2 separate regions of the Homo sapiens genome follow, and region 2 is linked to region 1. Evidence: chromatin loops called from intact Hi-C (ENCODE). Cell type or tissue: PC-9. All regions are shown on one strand. Links, peaks and the distances in the headings refer to the core of each region. The heading gives the core; the rest is flanking DNA. Region 1 overlaps NUP214 (nucleoporin 214). Region 2 holds the start of RAPGEF1 (Rap guanine nucleotide exchange factor 1).

Region 1 (16,167 bases), core at 4,721-12,720:
AGTTTTGCAATCCCAGTAGCCACATTTCAAGTGCTCAGTAGGCACATGTGACTAATGGCTACTGTAATGGCAAACACGTATAAAGAACATTTCATCATTGCAGAAAGTTCTACAATTCAGAGTAGGGGTTGGCAGATTTTTCTGTAAGGGGCCAGCTGGAGAATAGTTGAGGTTTGCAGGTGCTGTGGTTTCCATTGCACCTACCTAACTCTGCTGTTGTAATGGGAAAGCAGCCACAGACCATGTGATGAGAGGGGCATGTCTGTGTTTCAGCAAAACTTTATATTTCTGCAAAGAGACAGCTGGTCTATGGTTGTAGTTTTCTGACTCCTGCTCTAGAATGTTTTGCCTTTCTTGGTGTTTTACATTTTCATATTAACCTTAAAATTGTCTTGTTAAATTCTACCTCCCTGTACCTAGAGTAGTCAAAACTATAGAGACAGAACTAGAATGGTGGCTGCCGGAAGCTGGAGGAGGGAAAATGGGGAGTTAGTGTTTCATGGGGATGAAGTTTCAGTTCGGGAAGATGAAAACGTTCTGGAGATAGATGGTAGTCACGGTTATACAACATTAGGAATGTATTTATGCCATGGAACTGTACACTTTAAAATGTGACTATGGTGCATTTTATGTCATGTATATTTTACCACAATAAAAAAATAAATAAATAAAAAAGAAGGGAGGCAGGAGAATCGCTTGAACCCGGGAGGCAGAGGTCGCAGTGAGCCGAGATCATGCCGTTGCACTCCAGCTTGGGCAACAAGAGCGAAACTCCGTCTTTAAAAAAAGAAAGTTTTGGGGGAGGAATTTTGCCTTCCTCAGCCTTCAAAGGAAAGTTGAGATTTTGATTGGAATTGTATTGAGTCTCTAGATCAACTTGAGAATTGACATTTGTGCAGTAGTGAACTCTCAGTTCCTGAACTGGGTACATATTTGTATATTTGGGTGTTCTTTAATTTCTCTTAATGTTTTCTGCGTGGGAGACATGCACATCTTTTGTTAGATTAATTGCTAAAAATTTAATTGCAAAAATTTGTTGCTCTTATAATGGTAGATTTTTTTTCCTTAAATTTTATGGTTTATGTTGGATGTAGTATCGAGAAATACCATTGATTTATGTGTATTTACTTACAGCCAACAACCTGGCAGAATTCATTTATTCTAACACGTCTGTAGCTGTTTCTTGGCCTTGTAACTATGGAAACAATGAAATCCTCCATGGATACTAATGGTGACGTTTCTGCCTTTCCAGTCCTTTTGTTATTATTATTATCATTATTATTATTATTATTATTTTACCTTACTTCACTGGCTAGAACCTCCAGTGCAGCGTAAAAGTGTCGTGTAGCTCTCCTTGATCTCAAAAGGAGCACTTTCTATAGTTCATCCTAAGATGTGAGGTTTGCTGCATCTACTGAGATGATCATATGACTTTCTATCCTTTTGTCTCCCCACCCTCCCTGCCCTCAGTCATGTAGCTTTCTACCTTTCCTTATCTGACGTAGAGTGTAAACAGAATAAGATTCTTTAAATTTCAGTGGGACGCTCTTTCTAATGCCAGGCAGTTAGCTGCATCCTTGATCACAGCAGAGAGCAGCACCCATTAATGGTGGAGGCAGCACCATTGGCATAGTGAGCAGTCCATGCCCCATGCTTCTGTGAGTGAGCATGCCCATTGCATCTTTCAGTTGATGGGGTTCCTCCACCGAAGGCAGGTAAATTGCCTCAGAAAGGTGAAGGAAGGAACTAAGAGTACCTTCATGTTACATAGGACCTTGGAGGTTACATAGTTATTCCAGTGTCTCTTTCTGTCTAGTTCTTGAAGGTGATGTGATTATTTGAGTCATCTTTTATTGTTACTATCAGGAACTACAATAGGATTTTGGAGAAATTATGGAGAGAAATTTGGCCCCAAGAAAACATGGGTTTGTATTAGTTTCCTATGGATGCCGTAACAAATTATCACAAACCTAGCGGCTTAAAACAGTACCTAGTTGTTATCTCACAGGAAGATTTTCTTTTTTTTTTTTTTTTTTGTTATACTTTAAGTTTTAGGGTACATGTGCACAATGTGCAGGTTAGTTACATATGTATACATGTGCCATGCTGGTGTGCTGCACCCATTAACTTTTCATTTAGCCTTAGGTATATCTCCTAATGCTATCCCTCCCTCCTCCCCGCACCCCACAACAGTCCCCAGAGTGTGATATTCCCCTTCCTGTGTCCATGTGTTCTCATTGTTCAATTCCCACCTGTGAGTGAGAACATGCGGTGTTTGGTTTTTTGTCCTTGCAATATTTTACTGAGAATGATGATTTCCAATTTCATCCATGTCCCTACAAAGGACATGAACTCATCATTTTTTATGGCTGCATAGTATTCCATGATGTATATGTGCCACATTTTCTTAAACCAGTCTATCATTGTTGGACATTTGGGTTGGTTCCAAGTCTTTGCTATTGTGAATAGTGCCGCAATAAACATACGTATGCATGTGTCTTTATAGCAGCATGATTTATAGTCCTTTGGGTATATACCCAGTAATGGGATGGCTGGGTCAAATGGTATTTCTAGTTCTAGATCCCTGAGGAATCGCCACACTGACTTCCACAATGGTTGAACTAGTTTACAGTCCCACCAACAGTGTAAAAGTGTTCCTATTTCTCCACATCCTCTCCAGCACCTGTTGTTTCCTGACTTTTTAATGATTGCCATTCTAACTGGCGTGAGATGGTATCTCATTGTGGTTTTGATTTGCATTTCTCTGATGGCCAGTGATGGTGAGCATTTTGTCATGTGTTTTTTGGCTGCATAAATGTCTTCTTTTGAGAAGTGTCTGTTCATGTCCTTCACCCACTTTTGGATGGGGTTGTTTGTTTTTTCCTTGTAAATTTGTTTGAGTTCATTGTAGATTCTGGATATTAGCCCTTTGTCAGATGAGTAGGTTGTGAAAATTTTCTCCCATTTTGTAGGTTGCCTGTTCACTCTGATGGTAGTTTCTTTTGCTGTCTCACAGGAAGATTTTCTGTGATGATGGAAATGTTCTGTATCTTTGTTGTCCAACAGGGTAGCTACTAGCCACATGTGGCTGTAGAGGACATGAAATGTGGATAGTGCAATCGAGGAATTGATTTTTCATTAATTTGCTTTTGATTACTTTAAATTTAAATAACCACATATGGCTACTGGCTACCAAATTGGCTAAGACAGCCGTAGCACATAGCATTGGTTTTTAGTGGCATTTGTTTATGTTATACTTACATTATGACAATAAAATCTTGCAGAGCCATGTGCACATGGGACACAAAAGTCAATAAATATTTGCAGAGCCATTTTAAATAACTTGGGGAGGGAAGAAAAAGGGCTAGATTATTTTGTTTGGTTTTTGTTTTTTCCAATATACAGGAAGTATTCACTTGCATTCTGAAATTTATGATAGAAAGTTAACATGACATAAAGCCTTACTCTTCGTAGTCTAAACAGAAGGCCGGGATTCAGTTCAATTCAATTCTATTTTCTCTTTTGGGTTTTTCTTGTTGTTATTTGAGAAGGAGTCTCACTCTGTTGCCCAGGCTGCAGTGCAATGGTGCAATCTGGGCTCACTGCAACCTCCACCTGCCGGGTTCAAGCGATTCTCCTGCCTCAGCCTCCTGAGTAGCTGGGAGTACAGGTGTGCACCACCACGACTGGCTAATTTTTGTATTTTTTAGTAGAGATGGGGTTTCACCATATTTGCCAGGCTGGTCTTGAACTCCTGTCCTGGTGATCTGCCCGCCTCAGCCTCCCAAAGTGCTGGGATTACAGGCTTGAGCCACTGCACCCAGCCTTTTTTTTTTTTTTTTTTTTTTTTGAGACAGAGTTTCACTCTGTTACCCTATTTTTTGTAGAGACAGGGTCTCACTATGTTGCCTAAGCTGGTCTTGAACTCCTGGCTTCAAGCAGTCCTCCTGCCTCAATCTCCCAAAGTGCTGGGATTATAGGCCTGACCCACTGCACCCAGTCTCTTGTATTTTTTTTTTTTAAACCTAATTGTCTGAATCAGAAGAATCATTAGATTTATCTGGAAATGTTCGAGACACTCAGGACCGAGGACATTCTTTCTAATCCATTTTGCGTTGGACCTGTTCTTAGAAGCTTATCATTGGAAGGTGACAGTAATGGTGTGATTGTTCACCCCACCATGGAAACTTGCCTGTTACATTTCTAGTATATTATTATTATACTAGTGAGGGCTCCAGGCTTCTACTTTGACACCAGCATTAATTCTGTCTCTTACTTTTTCACATTCTTTTAACAGCCCCAAGATGTTCTCGTTCACACACCTCAGTTTCTCAAATCCCCATCTGAGCAAAGACCCAAAACCATTTTTGTTCACATTTGACAATACCTGCTCCCACTTAAAATAAGTAATAATTAAATCATTTTACAAGTTGAGTATTTTTTTTTTTTATCAACAGTGAAAATTACTTAGCTTTTGGGCTTGCTTTGAGTTGTCTAAATTGTGTTTTGTTTGGGGCTTTTGTAGCCAGCCTGTCTCGATCAGCCTTTCTGTCTCAGAGATATTATGAAGACTTGGATGAAGTCAGCTCAACGTCATCTGTCTCCCAGTCTCTGGAGAGTGAAGATGCACGGACGTCCTGTAAAGATGACGAGGCAGTGGTTCAGGCCCCTCGGCACGCCCCCGTGGTTCGCACTCCTTCCATCCAGCCCAGTCTCTTGCCCCATGCAGCACCTTTTGCTAAATCTCACCTGGTTCATGGTTCTTCACCTGGTGTGATGGGAACTTCAGGTAAGTAAACAGTGGGAAAGGAAACTGTTTTTCCCTATGATGTTTCTAACTAATGACGGAATTGTAACTGGGTCTTATACTGTCACACCAATATGGTGGTTGGCTCCAGCCCACTTTTTTTTTTTTTTCTTTTTTTCTTTTTTTTTTTGAGGTGGAGTCTCACTCTGTTGCCCAGGCTGGAGTGTAATGGCGCGATCTAGGCTCACTGCAACATCCACCTCCTGGGTTCAAATGATTCTCCTGCCTCACCCTCCCAAGTAGCTGGGATTACAGGCGTGCACCACCACGCCTGGCTAATTTTTGTATTTTTAGTGGAGACGGGGTTTCACCATGTTGTGTTGGCCAGGCTGGTCTCAAACTCCTGACCTCAGGTGATCCACCTGCCTTGGCCTCCCAGAGTGGTAGGATTACAGGCATGAGCCACTGCACCTGGCTGCTCAACTCACTTCTGCTTATATTCTAGAAATTAGAAGACTGATTGAAAAGATGTGTGTTCCCCTTGAAAGCAGTTGCTAGGCCATTGTGAGGAAGGAGATGGCTCTCCAAGTTTATGCGCTATAACAGTTTTTCTGCTGAGCCAGCTTGTTTTTTAAAACAGATCTTTTTCAGAAGTAAAAGGGGGCTGTTTGCTTCAGTTATAAAGCAACATCCACACTCATATCTTTTAAATCCTGGCTCATTTCAGCCTGACTTGTGGCATATTCTGCCTCAGAACTCACCAGCTCTGATGCTTGTGGTCAGTATTGGCTCACTGTACTGACAGGTGTTGTGCCCCCACACTTTCAGTACAGTGTCAGGGCTTTGCATCAAAGTGACTTCCAGCAGAGAAAAATACCAGTGTTAGGTACTAGAATGAAGAGAATTTGTGAGAGGGGATCAGGGAATTGGTCTATGTTGGTATAAAAGTTGTATCTCAATCAGTATCAGGAAATGATGATGTATCTTAGTAGAGGTGGGTAGGCAAATTTCATGCGATAACTGAAAGATATAGATGCCAGCCTGTTAGTTTACTGGTACTTTTCTATGTTAACGCTAATTTTAGCATTTTCCCTGCAGTCGAACATAAAGAATTTACCAATTTAACCTTTTGTATTTTCCTGTTCTCTCACCCACTCACACTTAATTTTTCTTTTCCTCTTAGTGGCTACATCTGCTAGCAAAATTATTCCTCAAGGGGCCGATAGCACAATGCTTGCCACGAAAACCGTGAAACATGGTGCACCTAGTCCTTCCCACCCCATCTCAGCCCCGCAGGCAGCTGCCGCAGCAGCACTCAGGCGGCAGATGGCCAGTCAGGCACCAGGTAAAAGCTGTAGCCCCATACCTGTACAGAGGCTGATTATGAGCTGTCTGAGTCACAGGCCAGGACAGCAGGTGGCAAGAAACAGTGGGCGCTCTTTGGTGCCCTTCAGAAGAGAAGATTGATGTGACAGCCCTCTCCCCTTTGTGGAGAGAGTTCTAAGAAAGCAGAGACTAGGTCTGAAAATCTTTGCTTTTAAGGGGAGGGATTAGAACTGCCACATTTAGTTAAGGTGGAAATCAGTGGGGTTTGTTTTTTTTTTTAAACAAAATTGCTAATCCTACTTTTGAATAATGTCTGCTTAGAGCCCTAAAATTATAACCTTTGAAATTCGATCATCGAATAACACTAGCGTCATCTCTTAGTATCTTACAGATTGCAGCTACCCCAAGAGGTAGGTATTTGAATGGCTATTTTGGCTGGGCATAGTGACTCATGCCTGTAATCCCAGCACTTTGGGAGGCTGAGGTGGGAGGATCACTTGAGGCCAGGAGTTTGAGACCACCCTAGGCAACATAGTGAGACCTCATCTCTAAAACAAAACAAACACAAACAAACAAAAAGAATGACCATTTTGTGTTTGAGTAATCTGAAGTTCAGAGAGGTGAAGGTTATCCCACCAATAAGTAGCAGAACCCAGACTCTAACCCTCTGCTCTTTTTCAGTTGAGCATTTTTTCTTCTCCAACTATATCTTGCATGAAGCTTTTTTTTTTTTTCTTTTGAGACAGGGTCTCACTGTGTTGCCTAGGCTGAAGGACACTGGTGCGATCACGGCTCGCTGCAGCCTCCGTGATCTCCCGAACCCAGGTGACCTTCCCACCTCAGCCTCCTGGATAGCTAGGACTACAGGCATGCACCACTACACCAGGCAAATATTTAAAAAATTTTTGTAGAGACAGGATTTCACCATGTTATCCAAGCTGGTCTCAAACTCCTGGGCTCAAGTGATCCACCCGCCTCTACCTCCCAAAGTGCTGGGATTATAGGCATGAGCCACTGCTCCTGACCAAAGCTTTTTTTTTAACATTGTAAAATTTAACTTTTACAGAAGGAAGCGCTAATAAGTCAGTTAGCACTTAACATTTCGTCAGTGGCTTGTCATTATCCCAAACTTTCTACTACTTTCTACGTTAATGTACATTGTACATTAGGATTTTACAGTCTGCGTAGTTGGTCTCAAGGACTTCAGTTATCACTAGTTATCAGTTTTATAAGCTAGTAGTTCTCAACTAGAGGCTGCCCCCACTTCCCTGTCCTCCACCCCTGAAACAGTTGGCAGTGTTGCTGGCATTTAGTGGGTAGAGGCCAGGAATGCTGCAAAAAAAAAATCTTTAAAATGCATAAGACACCCCCACAACAAAGGGTTATCTAGCCCCAAAATGTCAGTAGTGCCAGGGTCAAGAAACAGATATAAGCCAAATATTTTCATTTTAGCTGAGTAAAATTATTTTTTAGATGTATCACTGCTTACAACACTTATCAATTTAGAGTTTTTTTTAAAGACTAAAAAGACATAATAGTTTGATTTAGGAAAAAAGAACTAACATTAAACAGTGATAAGTCAAAAGATTGTAAAGAAAAATTCAAATATTAAAACCTTTATTAAGACATCTAACATATATATTGAAGAACAAAACAAAGATAACTTTTGAGGTACCTTTGGGCTTTCTAAAAATAGAATTCTTTGATCTCTTTAAATATTACTTGGACCAGGTAGAATCTTGCCATTGTGCTGAACAGGCCTGAAATCAAGTTGATCAAGTCAATGATCTGTAAAACGTTAAAATCTATTAGGATTGAGGATTGTTCCACTCAGCAGAAGGTGGTGTGATCTGTATTATCATGTTGGATGCAAAAATTTCTAAGGTATAGGCACCTTTGAATATGAAATATGAAAGATGTGCAGTCGTGGGCAAGATGTTCTGGTCACTTCTTTGAAAGAGGGAATAAAAGAGAATTAACTACAGGTCTGTCATTCTGCTTGTGATAACCACTTTCACCTTGGCCAGTGATGCAGTTAGTAATGAGCCACAAGCTTTGCTCAGGCTTCCTTAATTGCTAATTATAGAATGTCATTAAGTCTTTTGGGATACAATTTACAATTATAAGACGAAAGCTGATGAGGAGGTGTCAGATATATGCCTCTTAGTCTCTTCTCCCATTATTGTCCAAGCTCCATTTTCCACATTTTATTCATTATGCCTTTCTGTCTCACTAGGCCATGAGTTTCTTTAGAGAAGAAACTATAGATACATTTTGTATTCGCAGCCCCTAACACAGAGCCTGGCACATAATAAGCCCATGTTAAAGAAAGACAGTGAATGAGTGGCAGAAATCCTGAGTCTAGATGCTGTTAATCCTCTAGCTCAAGCTGCCCTTTTCCAGGACAGACCAGCAGTGTGGCAGGTGTCTCAGCTCTGTGTAGAAAAGCTGGCCAGAGAATTCTTTTCCCCTACTCTAGTACATTCGATTCAGTTACAGGAAGCCTTGTTCCATCACCTGTGTTAATGGAGTAGGCCAGGTGTTCCTTTGAACACAATGCTGCAAGAACTACCTAGAGTAGATTTCCTTCACATGATAAGGCTCTAATCTGCTTGGGCTCATGTCTTGGTTTTTCATTTATATGTGGCTAGAACTTTTTATCCTTTGCTGGAATTAATATGGTGTTCTCTCTTCTCTGTTTAAATTAGCTGTAAACACTTTGACTGAATCAACGTTGAAGAATGTCCCTCAAGTGGTAAATGTGCAGGAATTGAAGAATAACCCTGCAACCCCTTCTACAGCCATGGGGTATGTTCTGACTGCAGTGTGTTTCAGCCCCTGGCTGCTTCTGTAGTAGCGGTGGACTGCCTGCAGGGAGCAGCAGTGCCACTGTCACAGTCTGGTTTTCCTGCACCGCCTTAGGTTATAAGGGGGGTGGCGGCTAAGCCTGCCTACACAATGCATTTTCAGGAGACTGTCCTTTTTAACTGGCCGGTGACAGTTGCCTCACAAACTTTTAAAGTTTGTCTTGATGCTGTATGCTCAGTTTCTGTTTGCCATGTGTAAGTCTCTGTGTGGTACACATTAGGTGTGCAGGTTGATTTTTTTTTTTTTTTTAATGCCCTAGGGGTTCCAGAGTTGATGCTTTGGGTCTCATGCAGACTTGATTCTGGAAACTGTAATCTCAAGGGTGACACTCTCCTCCCTCACTTCCCTTCTCCAGGCATTTCTGTTCTTCCCATTTCTTTTGCTTTTGTATAAAAGACAGCACCTCTGTTTGGAGACTTTAGCTTCTCTGCCATGCCATGTTTGAGGGCTGGATTGTTGCTGGTGGAGCTCACTTGTTTTTTTGGTGGTGGTGGTGGTTTTGTTGTTGTTGTTGTTGTTGTTTTTTGTTTTTTGTTTTTTCTTAGACAAGGTCTCACTCTTGCCCAGACTGGAGTGCAGAGTGCAGTACGATCATGGCACACTGTAGCCTTAACCTTCTGGGCCCAAGCCATGCTCCCATATCTGCCTCCCAAGTAGCTGCTGGGACTACAGGCACATGACACCACACCCAGCTAATTTTTTAATTTTTTGTAGAGATGGAGTTTTTGCCATGTCACCCCAGGCTGGTCTCAAATTTCTGGGCTCAAGTGATCCTCTCACCTCATCCTCACAAAGTGCTGTGATTATAGGCAGGAGCCACTGTGCCCAGCCTAGCTCATTTGTCTTTAGTCCTCATCTGTGTTCGGAATTCAGGGTGCTGACTCCCTCCCGCTGCCCTGGGCAGGTTCGCAGAACATGCCTGTGCCCTGCTTTGCCCTGCATATTTTGTGACTGTGATCCCTTTAGACCAACCACCATCCCCTGTGGCAAAGGGAAGAGTTGAGGGACATTTCCTCACTTGGAACATGGGGATCTTGAGGACTAGTATCAGATTTCAGGGAGTTAGTGTCTGGTACCCATGATTAGTCTAGCAGCAAGAAGGGCAGCCATAGACCTTGTGGTTCTCCACAGCGTGCCCACCCTCTGCCATTGCACAGAGCAGATCTGCCCACGGTTCTGTTTTCCCTCTCTCAAGTGGCCCTGCCTCACTGGTCCGCTGGCCTCTTTTTTTCCATGTTGTTCTGTTTATCAACACTGCTTGTTTGAGGAATTTTTAGTTATCTCAGGGCCATACTAACAGCCAAAAAACAAGCCTTCTCTATTACTATTTTGTAGTGACCTCGGAGCCTTGGTATGCTGTTTAGACCAAGATGGTATTTGTGGTTGTTGCAAGCTTTTCAAGGGAAAGAACTATGCATTAGAGTTTGGGAATTGTAGCCAGATTCCCAGCATAGGGAAGGCAAGGCAGAATGTTACATAAGATGGGAAAACTCAGCATATGGTACAGGAAGTATTGTCTAGTGTTTCTGAGATATATTAGGTGCTAACCATGTATGAGAAGCACCTTTTGGAGATTCCACTTCTCCTTTTCTCAAGCTTCATTTCCCTAAATGGTTCATCTGAGCTGATCTTTGATGAAGGGTTTGTTCAAGGAGTAATTTTGAGTCTACTCTTTCTGACAAAAAATCTCAGACAACTTAAGAAATCTTGAAGAAACTTTCTGTTCCATTCTCCACAGAATTAGACTCTGGTATAATTATTTCATGTGTATGCCCAGCATGGTGCCTGAAATGTAGAAGCATTCCTTTCAATAATCATTTATTGAATAATAGGTAAACTCTACTCCAAACATAAATTGAAAAGTGAAAATTGGTGTTTACTGCCACCCCTCCCCAGGAAAGATCGAGAGAATATGTTCATTGTAAAATGACTTGCTTTCAGATTCTTTTATGTTTTATTTTTAAAATTATTTTCAGCCAGCTCTCGTGGAACAGATTCTTTTAAACAGTAGTTTCCTAAGTGTATTTTAAGTATTTAATTTTGCAGTTAGCTTTTTCTCAGTGGTATCTACAGAAGATTCATCATAGGATGAGCTTACATATTTCTGCCATTGGTGTACTTTATGTTCATTGGCCTCATCCATTCAGTTCGTTGGAAGAGTGTTTATCTGGCGCCAACCCACAGCTATTCAAATTCCTTTGCAGTGCTCCATCGCTTGATTCAGCAGATTCTTACACAGCGTCTGCTGTGAGCATGATACTGCCCTGGGTACTAGAGATAGGGTAGTTGAATAAGACAAACCAAACAAGAAGACAGCCGGGAAACTGCCAATTACACAAACACTTATTTTGGTGTGCATTCATTCATTTATTCATTCTTTCAACAAATACTTAATGAGCATTTGTTGTATGCCACACAGTATTCTTAGGAGCTGGAGATAAACTACCTGTTTTGTTGTTAACAAAATAGACCAAAAAAACTAACAGACTGATTGTTTGGAGAGACAAACAATAATCAAAATAAATAAGTAAAATATGTAATATATTAGATGGTGATATGGTGTGATGGAGAAAATTAAAGCGGGGGAAAGGTTAGAGAGTATTGTCTGAACATGGGTTATAATTTTAAATAGGGTGGCCAGGGAAGGCCTTCTCAGGAAGGTGACCTTTGAATGAAGAGAGAAAGGCCACACAGCAGGTCTCATTAATATCTCGGAAGAAAGCTCCAAGCACAGGGCCTGTAGCAGGAGCGTGTCTACAAGTTGAAGAGCGAGTCAGGGGGGACCTCTGGTGACGAGAGTAGAGGGAACAAGAGGAAGAATGCTGGGGGAGTAGGTCAGGAAAGACTGTTGGTGGACAGTGTCTGTTTGAGTCCCTGCTTTCAGTTCTTTTGGGTATGTATGTAGGAGTGGAATCGCTGGATTACATAGCTCAAACTGGTTTACAGAGGTGCTGCACCATTTTTCATTCCCAACAGCAATGTATGGGGGTTCCAGCTTCTCCACATCCTCACCAACACTCATTATTGACTATCTTTTTGGTTATAGTCATCCTAGTGGTATAAAATGGTATCTCACACTATCAGTGGTTTTGATTTGCATTTCCCTAATGGCTGGTGATATTGAGCATCTTTTCACGTGCTTATTGGCCAGTTGTATCTTTGGAGAAATATCTATTTAGTTCCTTTGCTCCATTTTAAAATTAGGTTGTCTTTTTATTTTTGAGCTCTAAGTTTCTTTATATAATCTGTATTCAAGTCTCTCATCAAGCATATGATTTGCAAATATTTTCTCCCATTCTTTGAGTTGTTTTTCACTTTCTTGTTGTGTCCTTTGACACGAAAATTTAGTCCAGTTTATCTATTTTTTCTTTTGTTGCTTGTGCTTTAGGTGTCACATGTAAGAAACCATTGCCTAATCCAAGGTCATAAAGATTTACACCGATGTTTTCTTTGAAGAGTTATGTGGTTTTAGCTCTTATATCTAGGTCTCTGATCCATTTGGAGTTAATTTTTGTAAATGGTGTGAAGTAGAGATCCAACTTCATTGTTTTGAATGTGGATATCCAGTTGTCCCAGCACCACAACATATCTTTTCCATCCTTTTATTTCAACTTATTTTGTCTTTATATTTAAAATGGGTTTCTTGTAGCACAGCAATGTGAATGTACTTAGTATCACTGAACTACATGTGCACTTAAAAATGGTTACTTTTAAGATGGCAGATTTTGTTAAGTGTATTTTACCACAATAAACAAAAATAATTTAAAAAAATAAAATGGATTTCTTATAGATTAGGGGTCCCCAGCCCTGGGCTGCAGACCAGTACCGGTCTGTGGCCTCTTAGGAACTGGGCCACACAGCAGGTGAGCGGCAGGCAAGTGAGCATTACCACCTGAGCTCCACCTCCTGTCAGATCAGCGGCAGCTTTGGATTCTCATAGGAGCATGAACCCTATTGTGAATTGCACATGCAAAGGATCTAGGTTGCATGCTCCTTATGATAATCTAACTGAATAAAATATAAAATTATAGCCTGATGATCTGAGGTGAAACAGTTTCATCCTGAAACCATCCCCCTCCGCTGTCCGTCTGTGGAAAAAATTGTCTTTCACAAAACCAGTCCCTGGTGCCAAAAAGGTTGGGGACCACAGTTGTAGACAGTATATAGTGGGCCTTAGCTTGCTTTTTTTTAATCTTGACCATCTGTGACTTTTAATTGGGGTGATTAGATCGTTTACCTTAAGTGTAATTATTGACATGTTTTGGTTTAAATCTGTTATATAGCTATTTGTTTCTATTTATCCCATCTGTTTGTTGTTCAGTTTTTGTTTTTCTGCCTTTTTTTGGGTTAAATGTCTCTATGACTCTATTTTAACTTTTTTGTTGACTTATTGGCTATAACTTGGTGTTATTTAAGTGCTTACATTAGGGTTTATAGTATACATCTTCAACTTATCACAGACTGTCTTCAAGTGATACTATATTACTAAAGAATAGTGTAAGAATCTAACAGCAGTATTCTATTTTCTCCCTTCACCACCTTTATGCTATTGTGCATTTTACTTCCACTGTATTGTAAACCTCATGATACATTGTTATAAACAGTTGACTATCTTTCCTCCCCACTACCCCCCAGATGGATTCTTCTTCTGTCGCCAAGGCTGGAGTGCAGTGGTGCGATTTCAGCTCACTGCAACCTCTGCCTCCCAGGTTCAAGTGATTTTCCTGCCTCAGCCTCCCTAGTAGCTGGGATTACAGGTGCCCACCATCACACCTGGCTAATTTTTATATTTTTGGTAGAGACGGGGTTTCGCCATGTTGGCCAGGCTGGTCTCGAACTCCTGACCTCAGGTGATCCGCCTGCCTCGGCCTCCCAAAGTGCTGGGATTACAGGCTTGAGCCACCGCGCCCGGCTGACTATCTTTTAAATACATTTAAATAAGAAGAAAAAAGTTTACATGTTTATACATATAGTTACCATTTCCAGGGTTCTTCATTCCTGTGTCTGGTCCCAGCTTGCCATCTGGTATAATTTTTCTTCTGCTCAAAGGACTTCCTTTAATGTTTCTTGAGGTTCATATCTGAATTCTTTTAGCTTTTGTATGTCTGCAGAAGTCTTTATTTCACCTTTGATTTTGAAAGATATTTTCACAGGGTAAAGAATTCTAGATTGGCAGTTTTTTTCTTTCACTGATTTAAAGATGTTCCTCTACTTTAAAAATAATAACTCTAGTAATGACCAGAAACTTAAAAGGAACTTTAATCCTTTTGTTTTTCTAATTACAAATGTTTGTTGTAGATATAAAAAAGATAGTTAAAAAGAACAAACTTAAAATCACCTTTATTCCCACCACAAATGTATGATTGTTATTTACACATTTTTTCATCCTTATTTTATGAAAATGTTTCTTGTTAGAGAAAAATTTGGATGCATGCTGCTTTGTAAATTTGTAACCTTTTCAGCTTAATCATGAAATGTAATCGTTTACATTTTCCATGTCATTAAAAATTCTTACACTATTCGTATTTTTTCTTTTCTTTTTCTTTTTTCTTTTTCTTTTTTTTTTTTTTTTTTTTTTGAGATGGAGTCTCGCTTTGTCACCCAGGCAGGAGTGCAGTGGCGCAATCTCAGCTCATTCCAACCTCCGCCTCTCAGGTTCAAGCGATTCTCCTGCCTCAGCCTCCTGAGTAGCTGGGATTACAGGTGTGCACCAGCACAGCCGGCTAATTTTTGTATTTTTAGTAGAGACGGGGTTTAACCATGTTGGCCCGGCTGATTTCAAATTCCTGACCTCAGATGATCCACCCACCTTGGCCTCCCAAATGCTGGGACTACACGCGTGAGACACTGCAGCCGGCCTCTCTCTTTTTTTTTTTTTTTTGAGATGGAGTCTCGCTCTGTCACTCAGGCTGGAGTGCAGTGGCACAATCTTGGCTCACTGCAACCTCTGTCTCCCGGGTTCAAGCGATTCTCATGCTTCAGCCTCCCAAGTAGCTGGGACTACAGGCACCTGCCACCACACCTGGCTAATTTTTTTGTATTTTTAGTAGAGACGGAGTTTCACCATGTTGGCCAGGCTGGTCTCGAACTCCTGACCTCAAGTGATACACCCACCTCGGCCTCCCAAAGTGCTGGGATTACAGGCGTGAGACACCGTGCCTGGCCTATTTTTTCATATTTAATGTGGATTTTTTCAAAGCTCTAATGCAATTCCGTCTTAATTATTTAAGTTACTTAGCATCTAAACATTCATGCAGGAAATACAATTTGCTTTAACAGACTTTTGGATACTATTTTAAAGAATGTGTCTTTGAAGACATTAAATTTACCAATGGAGAAAATAGTTGGCAGTTATATTTCCATCGACAGATGTCAAAAACGCCCAAGAATTGAATATAGAGTGTTTGTTTTCAGTATCTTCTATCATTTTCATTCTTTTTCCCTGTTGATTTCTTTGTTTCTTCAGTTACTCTTGATAAGTTCCACTCTCTCATATATGAGTATGTATGAAAAGATACATGTGATAGTGATTAAGATTTACCAAAATAAAACATAACCAGGTCTCTTGTTTTTTATGCTTTTTAAAATCCTGAAATAAGTTACAAGAAGTTGAGGCTTTTTACAACAATGGGATGAGTATTTACCTTGTTGAAGTTCATTAAAGTTGGAGGGATCAATAGCAAAGGGCCTAGGTGACATTTTAATGCTTCACAACCCAATTTTATAATTGTGTGTAGAGTACACATCCATGGAACATGTGTGCATTTGTCTGCCTCTGTTGGCATGTAGTGCTGGTAATGTGTGGCCAAAAACAGAAAAAAATGACTCTTCTGTGTTTTATTTTTCTCCAAGAACCCGAGTTTCCAGACTCTTAGTGATCTGTGCCTCTGTCGCTCATTTCTGAAGCAGGAACTTTAGTGTTGCTGGCAATGTCAGTGTCATTTGTAGACTCACTCAGTAAAGAGATGTCTCTTTGGGGCTCTGTTATAGCACCATTTTCTTCTTAGAACAAATATCAAGATGAATTTCTGATATTTTTCAACTCCATATTGCTAAAAAGTGGAATAAAGTCACCTAAGATATGGATACTTCTGAATTTGGCTTTTCTATCTCTTGATCATTTCTAGCTATTGATTTCCATTGTTTTGGTTCATGCTCATGCAAAAACGTTTGAACATATTTGTTTGAGAGTATACTGTTTTTTTCTGTGTGCTGTCTTGGATCTT
Region 2 (16,167 bases), core at 5,068-13,067, 570 kb after region 1:
CTTAGACCCAAGAATTCGCATTTGCCCTGCAAGGTGCTGCAGGCTAATAAAGCCTGGGGCCCCACAGGCTCGACAGTCATTGAATCTTTGGAGACTCTATTTCCAGGACAGGCAAACCCAGGGACTCGGAAGGTAACTCCCCCAGATTTCTAGGAACACACAAAGAGACGAGGTCTGCATCAAGATTTACCATCTACTCCAACCCACCGGTCCCCCACCTGCCCTCCTTGCAGAGCTGAGCTTGATCGGGGTGGGGAGGGGAAACTTGACTACCTCCTCAAAATACCCCCACTCATCCAGCCTGCTTCCTTTGAAGCAACCGAAGTGGACGCTTCTCGTTAAACTCGAAGCTCGTTAGAAATGACACATTTTACAGCTCAGCTGGGTTCACCCTCCTAGCGCCGAGCCCAGGCCGGGCACCGATCGCTGCAGCCGCAGCAGCACGCGGCCCGGGCTGTTCTTCCCCTGCTTGGGGCTCGAGCCATTTTCGGAAGTTCCCGGGGACCGCGGAGCGGCTAGCGCGCCCGGCCCCGGGTTGCAGGGGCCCCGCCCGGCCCGGCCCCTGGCGCCCCCGCAGCGGCCGCTTCCCCCCGCGCCCGGCAGGCAATGGGCCTGGAGGAGAAGCTGCCAGGCGCCCCGGCGAGGCCTCGGTGGCTTCACCCCGCCCCGGCGCACGGAGGGCCGCACATCCCGGGCGACCCGCGCTCGGCCCGGGGAGCGGCGGAGCCCCAGGGCCGGGCCCGGCCGGAGGGAGCCGCCCCACGCCCGCGCCTCACCTGCTTTCTCGATCTTGCCGGACATTTCCGGGCTGCGCCGGAGGCCGAGGCCGCCGCTCATCGGGCCCGGGCCGGGCCGCCGCGGGGCGACAGGGGCGGCGCGCCCGCCGCTCGCCTCGGCCCTGGCTCGCCACGCCTCAGACCCGCGCCGGCATGGCGGGCTCCGCGCGGCCGCGGCCCTGCGCTCGGCGACCGCGCTCCAGCCCGCCCGGGCCCAGCCGCTCCCGCCGCGCCCGCCGCCGCCGCTCCGCCTCCCGCGCGCCCGCCGCCGCTCCCCCGGCCCGCGAGCCGGCCGCAGCGCAGCGACGCCGCCCGCCCGCCCGCCGGGCCTCGGCCGCGGCCACGGCCACAGCGCCACCTGCCGGGCGCCCGCCGCGCCGCCACAGCGCCCCCTGTGGGCCCGGAGCCGCCCGAGCCTCCCGCGCGACGCGCGAGACGCAGCGCCCCCTGCCGAGCCGGAGTCCCCACGCCGGGGCCTGGGGCCTGGGGTGTGGGGCCGACCCCGCCTGGGACTCCGCATTCCTCTGCTGTGGGACCAGAGTCACCAGCTCCAGACCTGGGACTGACAGCTCCAACCCAGGGTCCTCGGTTGCCCAAGAGCCTGGCCTGCCCCCTCACCAGAGACACAGAGAACCCTCCTGGGTCAGATTTTCCACCCCAGGACGTGGAACTGACGCCCACCCCACCCTAGCATCATCCCGGACCCAGCATCCCCTGTGGGCCAGAGGCTCCACACCAGGGCCTAGAACTCACTCTCACCAGGACTCAACAAGCTCTGCTGGCTGGGAGCCTGTCCTGACCTCCCCCAAACCAGAGATGCAGCACCCCCTTTTTTGTTTTGTTTTTTGTTTTTGAGACCGAGTCTCACTTTGTCGCCAGGCTGGAGAGCAGTGGCGCGATCTCGACTCACTGCAACCTCTGCCTGCCGGGTTCAAGCAATTCTCCTGCCTCAGCCTCCTGAGTAGCTGGGATTACAGGCACATGCCACCATGCCCAGCTAATTTTTGTATTTTTAGTAGAAACGGGGTTTCGCCATGTTGGCCAGGCTGGTCTCGATCTTCTGACCTCATGATCCACCCACCTTGGCCTCCCAAAGTGCTGGGATTACAGGTGTGAACCACTGCACCCTGCCCGCACCCCCTTCTTAATTGGAGACCCCACACCAGGGCCTGGGAGTGGCCTCATAGCACCTCCTGCCAGCCCAGAGGCTCCAGCCGGGGAATGAGTCCACTCTGGCATGAAAGCCCTCTGCTGGCCCAAGGTCTATGCCAAGGCGGAGGATTCATTCTCCACCCCAGCCCTGCATGTGGGACTCAGTCACCCTGCCAGCGAGAGCCACCTGTCCCGGGCTGGGGTTGGCCCTACTCAGGCCTAAATGTCCCCTGAGGCCTAGAGCCTCCATGCTGGCCTGGGCCCAACTCCCTCAGGGACACAGCACACCCTGCCTGCCCTGCTTATTTGACATCCAGAAGGGCACCCTGGGGCTCAGCTGTGGAACTTTTCTAGTGTGGAAATGAGTTCATTAAAAGTCGTGGCTGGGCACGGTGGCTCACGCCTGTAATCCCAGCACTTTGGGAGGCCGAGGCAGGTGGATCACGAGGTCAAGAGATTGAGACCATCCTGGCCAACATGGTGAAACCCCATCTCTACTAAAAATACAAAAATTAGGTGGGCATGGTGGCACACGCCTGTAGTCCCAGCTACTTGGGAGGCTGAGGCAGGAGAATCTCTTGAACCCAGGACATGGAGGTTGCAGTGAACCGAGATCATGCCACTGTACTCCAGCCTGGTGGCTCCAGAGCGAGACTCCGTCTCAAAAAAAAAAAAAAAGTCGTGGTTGGGCACAGTGGCTCACGGCTGCAATCACAGCACTTTGGGAGGCTGAGGTGGGTGGATGACTTGAGCCCAGGGGTTCGAGACCAGCCTGGGCAATGTGTGAAACTCCGTCTCTACTAAAAATACAAAAATTAGCCAGGCACGGCGGCACCTGCCTGTAGTCCCAGTTACTTGAGAGGCTGATGAGGGAGAATCACTTGAGCCCTGGAGGCAGAGGTTTCAGGGAGTCATGATTGCACCACTGCACTCCAGCCTGAGTGACAGAGGAAGACCCTGGCTAAAAAAAAAAAAAAAAAAAAGGAAAAAAAAAGTCATTTAAGAATCAAAGGATCTGCTAAGTCTAAGCACTATTTCGGGTTCTGTGGGCCCTACAAAAGTGGGCACAATTGGTGCTTCCCTCCAAAGAGTTCACAACTTAGCTGGGAAGTCAAAGTTAAATCCTATAATACAAGTAGTAAATAACAACAAATTAGTAACGCAAGTGATGTTCCAATGTGGGGCAATTCTGCTGCCTGCTTCCTGTTGTTAGTCTAAGATGGAATACAAAGAAGTAGCACGCACCACCTGGGCTAGTTTTCCCTCCTGTTTCCCCCAAAATAAGTAAATTAAATAACCTAGTGATGGGGACAGGATTTGGGGGAGGTGCAGGGAGGAGGAAAAACTGCTAATGTTGTGAGAGATTCTTATTCCCATCTCCCTGGACAGTCTAAAGGGTCACCGATTCCACAACTAAGAGCTAGTCAGGCCGGGTGTGGTGGCTCACACCTGTAATCCCAGCACTTTGGGAGGCCGAGGTGGGTAGATCACCTGAGTTCAGGAGTTCGAGACCAGCCTGGCCAACATGGTGAAACCCCATCTCTACTAAAAATACAAAAAATAGCCGGGCGTGGTGGTGCGCGCTGGTAGTCCCAGCTACTCAGGAGGCTGAGGCACGAGAATCACTTGAACCTGGGAGGCAGAGGTTGCAGGGAGCCAAGATCGCGCCACTGCACTCCAGCCTGGGTGACAGAGCGAGACTCCCTCTTTAAAAAAAAAAAAAAGGAGATGGTCATAGATGGCAGCCAAATTTCCCATCATCATTTCATCAGTTGCAGCCCTCTAGAGGTCAAAGGCAAATCCAAAGATTGACAAATTCATTTCCCTCTTCCACCTGATGAATGGATGCTCTGATCCAGGGTGGCCCTGTTCAGCCCTCTTGGCAGATGCCTTACCAGGCAAAACTGGCCCCTGGTCCCAGGCCCAACCCCAAAACACACTCAATGCTGCCCCCAACCCTTCTAGGCTTCTGAGCTGAGAAGAGCCGATATTTTAAATCCAAAATCCTGGTTGAAAAGTAGAAAACTAGACTGCATGGATACTAGGTGCAGTCAGGGGTTTGTGAGAACACAAATATATTTAATAAATTATGACATATCCAATGACAAAAGATTTGCAAACAACAAAGTACTTTGCAAATGGACATTATGGTAAATCAGGGTCACAGAACTTACTTAATAAAGGCTATTCATCAAAGATGTTTATAACTATAGTAGAACACACACAAGGTAATGAAGCAAACGGATTCCCAAAGCCCAGTTCTGGCTGACTTGGAACCTTCTCATGAGCTGCTCCTGCTGTCTAGAATGTTCCCTCCCCTCCTCTCCACTTGGCTGGTCCCAGTCATCTTTTGCTTCTTAGTTTCACTGTCACTTCTATGGAGAATGCTTCCCTGACACGCCCCAACAGGGCCATCCTCCTGTACTGATTAGGAAACTTGATTTCACTCTCAGAAACCTAGCTCTGCTATTGCTTACAGCAAGAAGGGCATTTTTTGAAGATCATAATTAGTAAACCAGGTGTACAATTAGGTCCAAATGCAGCTAACCCAGGCTCTGGAACAAGGCCATTGGTCCTCTATGTTGGTTCCCTTCTCAGGTCATCTTTCTCTACAAGGTAGCAAAGGGTGAAGCTGGGCACCAGCAGTCCTGGGCCTGTCACCTGCCTGCTTAACAACCCCAATGGACAAAGAGGATCTCTTTCCTCATTGTTTCAAAGAGAGCCCCATGGCAGAGTCTAATTAGCTCAGTTTGAGTCACACGTCTATCCCCAGGCCAATGACTGCAGGAATGGGGTAGAATATGTGACTTGGCCAGCCTAGGAATTGTGCCAATTGTGAGAAAACTTGGGAGCAGAGGCTGTGGAACAGCCTAGCATCTCAGGAAGCTGAAGCAAGAGAATCACTTGAGCCTAGGAGTTCAAGCCTGTAGGGTGCTATGATCACACCTATGAATAGCTACTGCACTCCAGCCTGGGCAATAGAGTGAGACCTGTGTCTGAAAACAAAATAAATTGTAAGATAACAGAAAATAAAGCCCTATTAAGACAAGGGGTCATGCCGGGCTCTTGTACTGCGGCAGCACCAACTCCAGCAGAGGGAAGGGGCTCAGTCAACACTCGGGTGGGTGCTGTCAGGCCTTCTCCCAACATTCCAGGGAAGGATGGGGTGAGCCAGGTGACCACTCTACCCTAGCAGCTCTCCAGACTCCATGGTGGAAGATGGAAGAAATAGTTAGGTGGCTCTGAGCCTGCTCACAGAGACTATTTTAGATGGGGGCCCCTTGCAAAAGCGCCACATCCTCTTCTTGCGTTTGCAGACAACACTCAGCTATTCAGACAACAGGAACTCCACGAGACTCGGGTAGAAAACAGCCAGAGTGAGGCTGGTGGCCAGGGGCCCACCTCAGCTTGGATTGGTGGGATCTGTTAGCAGGCACCTGCCTGAACTCCCAGACACCACTGTCCGTTCCCTGTGGACAGAGAGTATTGCTTCATTACATCACCATTGTAGATCAGAGGAGGAGGTGAAACCATTACTAACAGGAGTCATGGGAATGAGGGCTGATGCTTCCTGAGGGCTGCCTGTGGCTGGGCACTGCTCAGTCACTGCCTCAATCCTGACATGAATCCTGGGAGGGCGGGGTCTAGATAAGAGAGTGTTTGTTTGGTCACGTGTTGTAGATACCTACTTAATGTTGGCAAAGGGGAATCTATTGGTAAAAAAAAAGAATGTCTCATAGGTAGAACCAAAGGGCAGGAAATTCAATACCTCGCCAGCAACTGAACTGCACGTAACAATCACTCACTTTCCCACACATCCCGAGGCCACTTCCTTCCCCAGCTCAGCCGTGAGACCAGACCCGCTAAGGATGCTCAATCCAAACCCAAGTTCCAGGAGAGAGGAGCTGATTGGCCCAGCTGGGGTCAGTGGTCCACCCCTGGCCCAGTTGGGTCTGGCCAGGTGGGTGGGGTTATGTAGGAAGCTGAAGGCCTGAGGGACGCGTGACCAACTCAGCATTCCACTGGAGTCTATATGATCAAACAGCAAACTGTTTATCATGAATGCAAGATGTGAACAAGCTCACGACTGCTCTTGCAGACAGAAGGTTTCCTGGAGGCAATCACTCCCTGGGGCCAAGGCTATCTACTGCGACATCTAGAGCCTGTTGTTCGAGGAATGCAGTCTTACAAGCCTACTCTGGGCCAAGCAGCTGACCCCTTCTTCCACCCCAGTTCTCACTACCTCTTTTGCCTAATAAATACAGAGGGCTGTGTAAAGCTCAGAGCTCTTGTCCACTAGAGGCAAGGTGCCCCCTGACCCCTTCTTCCAAATATACTCTTTTGTCTCTTGCCTTTTATTTCCGTGTTCGCCCCCTTTGTTCAGTCGCCCTAGGTCGGTGCGGGTTACATAGTGGCGCCCCGAACAGTGACAGAATCGGGCTCACAACAGGGTTACATGGTACAAACACAACTGCTAGAGGCTACACTTGTGGGTCCAGTTCTCAGCAAAGGAGGGCTTAGCATAGGTGTACCCTGCATCCTCTATGGCTTGTATTAACTCCATGTGGCTTAGTGGGAGACACGAAGACACATTTCTAGTAAGTGGTGGGGCTGGAACTCACACAGGTCAGCCCGCTCGGAGCTCGTGTTTTAACCATGGTGCTACAAATTCTCTACTCAAACTTCTCTTTATACCTCCTCCCCACAGTGTTTTACATATATGCTTGATCTTGGGTTCAGTTCAATTCAATCCACATAGATTGTATATCTTTAGAGTACTGGGCCTTATGAGAAAAACAAAGATAAATAAGATCTACATGCTGGTCTCCAAGAGCTTCAGGGGTGTTTGGGGGCAGAGCTTTCAAGTCTCAACCAGCTCTTCCAGGAAACCAGCTGTGAGGAATGTTCCAGCCGGGGGTGCCTAACATGCTTTCTGAGTGTGCAGGTATTCATTTCAATTTGGAGCATCAGGCAAGTCCAAATAGAGAAGGCAAATATTTCAGTGACTTTAAATAGGGTCAGTTATGTCATTTTTTTGTTTGTTTATTTGTTTGTTTGTTTGTTTGAGACAAAGTCTAACTCTGTCGCCCAGCCTGGAGTGCAGTGGTGCAATCTCGACTCACTGCAATCTCCACCTCCCGGGTTCAAGTGATTCTCCTGCCTCAGCCTTCCAAGTAGCTGAGATTACAGGTGTGCCACTATGCCAGGCTAATTTTTGTATTTTTAGTAGAGACGGGGTTTCACCATGTTGGCCAGGCTGGTCTCGAACTCCTGACCTCAGGGGATCCACCCACCTCGGCCTTCCAGGGTGCTGGGATTACAGGCGTGAGCCACCGTGCCCAGACGATGTTATGTTTTTATGGAGATTTTGCTCATTATTTGTTACGGAGAATATGAGGCTCCCACATTCCCCCATGCCTTGGGCCTCCATACAGCTGAATCCTGTTCTGGTGTCCATGTCCTTGATATTGAAGAGATGTCCACAGAGATCCTTAGAAAGGCCAGGACAGATGTCTGGGTCATCACTCCACTATCTAAATGTGGGATCTTTCAGGCTGACTCCAGCAGAACAGGCAGCAGATCAGCTTCATGGTAGTTTTGGCCTTTTTTCTCACAAGTAGGGATTCAGGCCAATTAGAAGACCTCTAGATCTCTGTGTACTCAAAGGCTGGTATGAAACAGACACATTTTTGATAATGACCCATAAGGCAACCACACAGCCTTGAGGATCAGGTTAAAATGGAATAGTCAAATTCATAGAGACAGAAAGTAATATGGTAGTTGTCCAAGGCTGGGGGTATGGGAGTATGGTGAGTGACTGGTTAATAGGTACAGACTTTCAATCTTACAAGATATGAAGAGTTCTAGAGATGGATGGTGGTAATGATTGCACAACATGAGTGCACTTAATACTACATAACTATACCCTTAAAAATGACTAAGGTGGGCCGGGCGTGGTGGCTCATGCCTGTAATCCCAGCACTTTGGGAGGCCGAGGCAGGTGGATCACGAGGTCAGGAGATTGAGACCATTCTGGCTAACATGGTGAAACCCCGTCTCTACTAAAAATACAAAAAATTAGCCGGGCGCAGTGGCGGGCGCCTGTAGTCCCAGCTACTCGGGAGGCTGAGGCAGGAGACTGGCGTGAACCTGGGAGGCGGAGCTTGCAGTGAGCCGAGATCGTGCCACTGCACTCCAGCCTGGGTGACAGAGCGAGACTCTGTCTCAAAAAAAAAAAAAAAAAAAAAAAAAAAAAAAAAAAAAAAAAAAAAGACTAAGGTAACCTGGGCATGGCATACTTGTAGTCCCAGCTACTTAGGAGGCTGAGGCAAGAGGATCCTTTGAGCCCAGGAGTTCGAGACCAGCCTGGGCAATATAGTGGGATCCCATCTCTACCAAAAAAAAAAAGACTCAGATGGCAAATTTTATGTAACGTGTATTTTACCACAGTAATCAAAAATTGGTGAAAATATGAGATTATTGGGCCCACAGCTGATGTCTACTAGTGTGAGAGGCCTGGGTGCTGTCATTTCCTTAAACAAGTCTGTAAACCTTACAGATGACCTGATGAATGGGGAAATTGTGCCAGTAATCTGGTAAACAGTGACAAGCAAACAGCAAGCGCACGCACACACACACATCTCTTCTGCCCCCTAGTGAACATCTAGAATTCTAAACTCCATTTGCTTAAAATCTAAAGAGCAATGTACTATCATTTTACAATTCTTTAAATTGTTAAATCTCACAGGAAATATGTGCTCATTTTTTAAAAAATAAAATCAGGCCGGGTGCGGTGGCTCATGTCTGTAATCCCAGCACTTTGGGAGGCCGAGGCGGGCGGATCACGAGGTCAGGAGATTGAGACCATCCTGGCTAACATGGTGAAACCCCATCTCTACTAAAAATACAAAAAATTAGCCGGGCGTGGTGGCAGGCGCCTGTAGTCCCAGCTACTTGGGAGGCTGAGGCAGGAGAATGGCGTGAACCTGGCAGGCGGAGCTTGCAGTGAGCCGAGATCACGCCACTGCACTCCAGCCTGGGCAACAGAGCAAGACTTTGTCTCAAAATAAATAAATAAATAAATAAATAAATAAAATAAAAATAAATAAAAATAAAAATTAAAAATAAAATTAAAAATAAAATCAAACACATATATAAAATAAAAACTGGAAGTCCCACTTTCACTCATAAGAGTTAACAGTTTAATGTACATCTTTCCAGATTTTTCTCTATTAAAAATATATCCATGTACGCTTTTTTTTTTCTTTGAGACAGGGTCTTACTCTGTCTCCCAGGCTGGAGTGCAGTGGTGTGATCTTGGCTCACCGCAGCCTTGACCTTCTAGGCTCAAGCGATCCTCCTACCTCAGCCTCTTGAGTAGGTGGGACTACAGGTGTGCGCCACCATGCCTGGCTGATTTTTTAATTTTTTGTAGGGAGGGGGTCTCACTATGTTGCCTAGGCTGGTCTCAAACTCCTGGGCTCAAGGTGATCTTCTTTCCTCCGCCTTCCAAACTGCTGGGATTACAGGTGTCAGCCGCTGTGCCCAGCCCCATGCACACATTTATGGTGTTTTGTATGAATGAGTTTAAATGGTACACATCAGTTAGCAAGACAGAGGCTGGCTAAATGCTCACCAAATCTATTTTTGGGGCACACAGCTGGACTCGTCTCCCAGTTAGGTGTGGCCAGGTGCTCTGAACAATAGATGAGGGTGAAATAATGATTGCCACTTCCGTGCCCCACTCATAAATTTCTCCAGCACCTGATGGTTGACATTTTCCTTTCTCTTTCAGCTTTGATGATGTGTGGAGATAGAAGGAGCCTAGGTCCCTGAATGACTGTCTGGGGTAGAGCCGCCCCCTCCCAGTGGACCTACTTTGGGCTGTGACATCAGAAAGAAATGTAGCTTTACTGGATTTGTTATAGCAGTTCACCTATCCTGTCCAATGCAATCTAAGACTTGCATTTTTCATTAAGTATATTAATATATTGAACATCTTTCATGCTAGCAAGTATAAGCCTATTGGATATTTTAAGTCATTCAAGTGTATGAATGTATAAAAATGTATTTGATCATTCTCTGCTTTTTTTTTTTTTTTTGAGACTAAGTCTCACTCTATCGCCCAGGCTGGAGTACAGGGATGTGATCTCAGCTCACTGCAATCTCTGCCTCCCAGGTTCAAGCAGTTCTCTTGCCTCAGCCTCCCCAGTAGTTGGGATTACAGGCGTGCACCACCACGCTCAGCTAATTTTTGTATTTTTAGTAGAGATGGGGTTTCACTGTGTTGGCCGGGCTGGTCTCAAACTCCTGACCTCAAGTGATCTGCCTGGCTTGGCCTCCCAAAGTGCTGGGATTACAGGCATGAGCCACTGCGTCCAGCCTCTCATTCTCTTCTTGATGGATACTTATATTAAACTCCTGGGCCCAAGCGATCCTCCCATCTCAGCCTCCGGAGTAGCTGTGACCACAGGTGTGTGCTGCCGCACCCAGTTAATTTTTTAAAAAGTTTTTTTGGGGCTGGGGGTGGTGGCTTACTCCTGTAGTCCCAGCACTTTGGGAGGCTGAGGCAGGCAGATCACTTCAGGTCAGGAGTTCGAGACCAGCTTAGCCAACATGACGAAACCCCATCTCTACTAAAAATATTTAATATAAAAATTAGCCAGGTGTGGTGTCTCATGCCTGTAGTCCCAGCTACTTGGGAGTCCGAGGCACAAGAATCGTTCAAACCCAGGAGGGGTTCTCCTCCAGGGTTTTCTCTCAGGAAATGTCACCTCTTTCCACAGGTTACTCAATTCAGAAGCCTGGGCTTGGGATCCACTGTCACCAACACCTCGAGCCATTGGTCTGCCCTCCAGCCCCACCTCCACTCTCCTTGGGTGTCAGGCCTCGTGATCTTCTGCCTGAGTCACTCCTAATGGGGCTCCACCTCCTTTCTTCTCACAATTTCTTCTCCAAATTGTGGCCAGAGGGGTCTTCATGCTAAACCGACAGTGGTATCACTCTCCAGGTTAAAATGCCTTCAGGGCCAGGCGCGGTGGCTCCCGCCTGTAATCCCAGCACTTTGGGAGGCCAAGGCGGGTGGTTCATAAGGTCAGGAGTTCAAGACCAGCCTGACCAATACGGTGAAATCCCATCTCTACTAAAAATAAAAAAAATTAGCCTGGTGTGGTGGTATGCACCTGTAATCCCAGCTACTCGGAAGGCTGAGGCAGGAGAATTGCTTGAACCTGGGAGGCAGAGGTTGTAGTGAGCTGAGATCGCACCACTGCACTCCAGCCTGGGTGACAGAGAGTCCATCTTGGGGGGGAAAACAAGCTTTCAGATACTCCCCATCTTCACAGCACAGAGCCCAGTCCTATGGTGGTCTTCAGTCTCCTCTCTCCCACCAACCTCACGAGGCTCACGCTCTTCCTCCTGGTCATGCTTAACCAGTGGAGCTCTCTGTGCTGGGCCCACCCCCATCACCTTCCCATCTTCCATCATTGTCCCGATGGTCCCTCCTGTAGGGCTCACTTTAAAGGTAACCTTTGAGAAACCTATCATGTCATGCAGAAGGAGCAGCATTGGAGGAAAAAAGAAAGAACGAGAAACCTATCACTTCAGCTCATCACTCAACCAAAACAATATTTTATCAAGCAGAGTCTAATTCATGCCCAATAAACAGCATCCATTGAAAGTATACAACGTGATGTGTTTTGGCGGATGTCTACACCCATGAAATCACTGCTGTCAGTCAAGATGCAGAACATTTTCTTTCCTCCAAGGGTCTCCTTGTGCCCCTGGGTCCCTAAACCTTCTTCCACCACCAGCCCCAGACAACCACAGCGGTGTTTTCTGTCACTGTAGATGAGTTTGCATCTTTTAGAATGTGACATAATGGAACCATCCAGGTGTGTCCTTTTTTGGTTATATGTCAATTTTAGAATTTCTTTTTTTTTTTTTTTTGAGACGGAGTCTCACTCTGTCACCCAGGCTAGAGTGCATTGGTGTGATCTTGGCTCGCTGCAACCTCTACCTCCCCGGTTCAAGCAATTCTCCTGCCTCGGGCTTTTGGGTAGCTGGGACCACAGGTGTGCGCCACCATGCCCGGCTAATTTTTGTATTTTTAGTAGAGGCGGGGTTTCACCATGTTGGCCAGGTGTGTCTCGAACTCCTGACCTCAGGTTACCCCCTGCCTTGGCTTCCCAAAGTGCTGGGATTACAGGCGTGATCCACTGAGCATGGCCTGGAATTTCTTGGGTTGAGCATCTCCCCCAGCATAGCATAAGATACACAAGGACAGTGTCTGTCTTATGCACATCTGTGCACAGGGCCTGGTACATAGTAGGTGCTGAGTGAATACATGTTGAGTAGATCCGTAAATTCTCCACTCTTTGTTTATCGGGGGCAGGAGCTATTTGGATCAGGAAGATCTTGAGTCTTTTTAGCAAGCTGAGTGACAAGGCGCTTGCTAGCAGAAAAGTACCTTCTGGCTGGGTGGTGTGGCTCACCATGTAATCCCAGCACTTTGGGAGGCTGAAGTGGGAGGGTCATTTCAGCCCGGCAGTTTGAGACCAACCTGGGCAACATGGAGAGATCTCGTCCTACAACAAAGTTTAAAAATTGGCCAAGTGTAGTGGCACATACCTGTGGTCCTAGCTACTTGGGAAGCTGAGGCAGGAGGGTCTCGTGAGCACAGAAGGTCAAGGCTGCAGTAAGCGCTGATCACGCCACTGCACTCCAGCCTGGGTGACAGAGCAAGACTCTGTCTCAGAAACAAAACAAAACAAAACAAAACAAAACAAAACAAAACAGTATCTTCTTGGACATCCGTGTTTCAGGGGTCTAGTATCCCTGGAAACCCAGGCTTCCCCTCCCACTCACACCCCCTGTGGCAGCTGCTAGGCCCACAGTTCTCAGCATGAGGCGTCCTTTTTTTTTTTTTTTTTTTGAGACAGCATCTCGCTCTGTCACCCAGACTGGAGTGGAGTGCAGTGGCATGATCTCGGCTCACTGCACGCTCCACCTCCCTGGTTCATGCCATTCTCCTGCCTCAGCCTCCTGAGTAGCTCAGACTACAGGCACCTGCCACCACGCCCAGCTAATTTTTTGTATTTTTAGTAGAGACGGGGTTTCACCATGTTAGCCAGGATGGTCTCAATCTCCTGACCTTGTGATCCACCCACCTAGGCCTCCCAGAGTGTTGGGATTACAGGCGTAAGCCACTGCACCTGGCTGAGGCATCCTTTTGAAAATCAACTACTTTTTTTAATAATAAAAAAATTTACATTGTGGTAAAATACACATAACGTAAAATTTACTATCTTAACCCTTTGTTTTTTTTGAAGAGGCAGGGTCTCCCTCTGTCACCCAGTGGTGTGATCATGGTTCACTGCAGCCTCAAACTCCTGGGCTCAAGTGATCCTCCTGGCTCAGCCTCCAGAATAGCTGGGATTACAGACACGTGCCGCTGGGCCCAGCTATCTTAGCCATTTTTAAGTGTGCCCTCCAGTGGCATTAAGCACACTCACATTGTTATGCAACCATCACCACCATCCATCTCCAGAATGTTTTCATCATCTTAAACTGTAACTCTGTCCCCATGAAACACTGACTCCCCATTTTCCCCTTCCCCAGCTCCTGGCAACCTACATTCTATATCCTGTGTCTACCAATTTGACTATTCTAGCACCTCATATCAGTGGAATCATCCAGTATTTGTCCTTTTGTGACTGGCTTATTTCACTTAACACACATCCTCAAGGTTCTCCTGTGCTGCAGCATGCGTCACAGTGCCACTCCCTTTTCAAGGCTGAATAATATTCCTTTGTATGGATGAATGGACCACATTTTGTTTATCTATTTGGACACTCGGCTTTTGGCTACTGTAAATAATGCTGTTATGAATATGGGTGTATAAATATCTCTTTGAAACTTTACTTTCAATTCTTTTGGGTATATACACAGAAGTAGAATTACTGGATCGTATGATAATTCTATTTTTAATTAATTAATTTGTTTTTTGAGACGGAGTTTCACTCTTGTTGCCCAGACTGGAGTGCAATGGCACAATCTCAGCTCACCGCAACCTCCGCCAACTGGGTTCAAGCGATTTTCCTGCCTCGGCCTCCCAAGTAGCTGGGATTACAGGCACCACCACACCTGGCTAATTTTTTGTATTGAGTGGAGATGGGGTTTCGCCATGTTGGTCAGGCTGGTCTTGAACTCCTGACCTCAGGTGGTCCACCCACCTCAGCCTCCCAAAGGGCTGGGATTACAGGTGTGAGCCACTGTGCCCGACCTTAATTAATTAATGTATTGAGGCAGGGTCTCACTCTGTTGCTCAGGCTGGAATGCAGTGGCATGATCCTGGCTCACTGTAACCTCAACCTTCTAGGCTCAAGCGATCCTCCTGTCTCAGCCTCCTGAGTAGCTAGGACTGACTATAGGCATGTGCCACTACACCCAGCTAACTTTAAAATTTTTTAAATTTAAAAATTTCGTTATGTTGCCCGGGCTGGAGTATGTTGCCCAGGCTGGGTCTCAGCCTCCTGGGCTCAGGTGATCCTTCCACCTTGGCCTCCCAGAGTGATGAGATTACAGGCATGAGCCACCACGTCTGGCAGATTATTCTATTTTTAATTATTTCAGATACCACAGTACTGTTTTCTCAGCGGCTGCATCAATTTACATTTCCATCAACAGTGCATCAGGATTTCATTTTCTCCACATCCTCATCAACACTTTCTTTTCTTTTTTTTTTCTTTTTTTTTTTTTTTTTTATGAGACAGAGTCTTGCCCTGTTGCCCAGGCTGGAGTGCAGTGGCATGATCTCAGCTCACTACAACCTTTGCCTCCTGGGTTCGAATGATTTTCCTGCTTCAGCCTCCTGAGTAGCTGGGACTACAGGCATGTGCCACCACGCCCAGCTATTTTTTGCATTTTTAGTAGGGATGGGGTTTCACCATATTGGCCAGACTGGTCTCAAGCTCCTGACCTCCAGTGATCTACCCACCTCAGCCTCCCGAAGTGCTGGGATTACAGGCGTGAGCCACCGCGCCCAGCCTATTTTCTGCTGTTTTATAATAGCCATCCTAATGGATGTGAGGGAAAGCCGACTTCTGAGAACTGGCTTTTGTTTTGTTTTGTTTTGTTTTGTTTAGTTTAGTTTTGTGTTTTTTGAGATGGAGTCTTGCACTGTCGCCCAGCCTGGAGTGCAGCAGTGCGATCTTGGCTCACTGCAACCTCCGCCTCCTGGGTTCAAGTGATTCTCCTGCCTCAGCCTCCCAAGTAGCTGGGATTACAGGCAACGGCCCCTACGCCCGGCTAATTTTTTGTATTTTTAGGAGAGACAGGGTTTCACCATGTTGGCCAGGCTGGTCTCAAACTCCTGACCTCCAGTCATCTACCCACCTCAGCCTCCTGAAGTTCTGGGATTACAGGCGTGAGCCACTGCACCCAGCCTATTTTCTGCTGTTTTATAATAGCCATCCTAATGGATGTGAGGGAAAGCCAACTTCTGAGGACTGGCTTTTGTTTTGTTTTGTTCTTTGAGATGGAGTCTCGCTCTGTCACCCAGGCTGGAGTGCAGTGGCGCGATCTTGGCTCACTGCAACCTCCGCCTCCTGGGTTCAAGTGATTCTCCTGCCTCAGCCTCCCAAGTAGCTGGGATTACAGGCAACGGCCACCACACCTGGCTAATTTTTTGTATTTTTAGTAGAGACGGGGTTTCACCATGTTGGCCAGCCTGGTCTCAAATTCCTGACCTCATGATCCTCCCACCTCGGCCTCCCAAAGTGCTGGGATAACAGGCGTGAGCCACCACACCCGGCCGAGGACTGGCTTTTTACCTCTGCAATGTCTCCTCCCCCCAGAACCCTGGTCCCTTAAATCACACAAATCTCAATGCTGGGAAATCTCAGCTCTGTCTCAACAGCGATTCCTCAGCCTGAGAGCCATCAATGGAAGCCTGGGGCCGTCTGGACTTTTCAGTGTTAAATATGCATTCTCTCCATGCTTGTGAGAGCCTGTTCTAGACGCACCTGGCCGGGGGGCTGCCTGCTGACTCCAGCTCCTGCTTTGTTCCTCCCCCTGCCCCCACCACTGGGAATTCCAGAACAACAAGGCCTCTTGCTCACCTGGATAGCGAGGAGGGGCTGAGAAGACGCCTGGTTGCTGGCTCCGGTTGGCACCCAGCCTTGTTCTTCTCTCTTCTGCCAACTGCTTTTAATTTTATACTCTCTTGTCTTATTTTTAT

Evidence for each region. Peaks named below come from ENCODE experiments on the same cell type or tissue, not always from the same donor. Only the 100,000 strongest peaks of a DNase experiment are listed, where the experiment ranks them.
Region 2: it touches region 1 in a loop (10-fold over the local background); 2 of 110 quality-filtered maps call a loop at or near these places.

What each region holds. Positions count from the first base shown.
Region 1 is chr9:131,169,530-131,185,696 of GRCh38, forward strand. NUP214 (nucleoporin 214) reads left to right here. Exons shown (of 36, transcript NM_005085.4): 22 at 4,526-4,789; 23 at 5,931-6,092; 24 at 8,782-8,881. Among named protein-coding and RNA genes, the nearest start is that of NUP214, 52 kb to the left of the region's middle. In PC-9, for the core only: CTCF peaks have their summits at 8,953 (motif pointing right), 9,155 and 11,895; no DNase peak of the experiment used is centred there.
Region 2 is chr9:131,738,994-131,755,160 of GRCh38, forward strand. It overlaps RAPGEF1 (Rap guanine nucleotide exchange factor 1), which reads right to left and starts at 1,083. Exons shown (of 27, transcript NM_001377935.1): 1 at 777-1,083. The coding sequence starts at 837. RefSeq lists silencers at 467-796, 847-896, 1,047-1,306 and enhancers at 5,322-5,381, 16,102-16,167. In PC-9, for the core only: CTCF peaks have their summits at 6,235 and 8,607 (motif pointing left); DNase peaks (open chromatin) are centred at 5,678, 6,018 and 8,538; H3K4me3 peaks cover 324 bases; H3K27ac peaks cover 1,559 bases.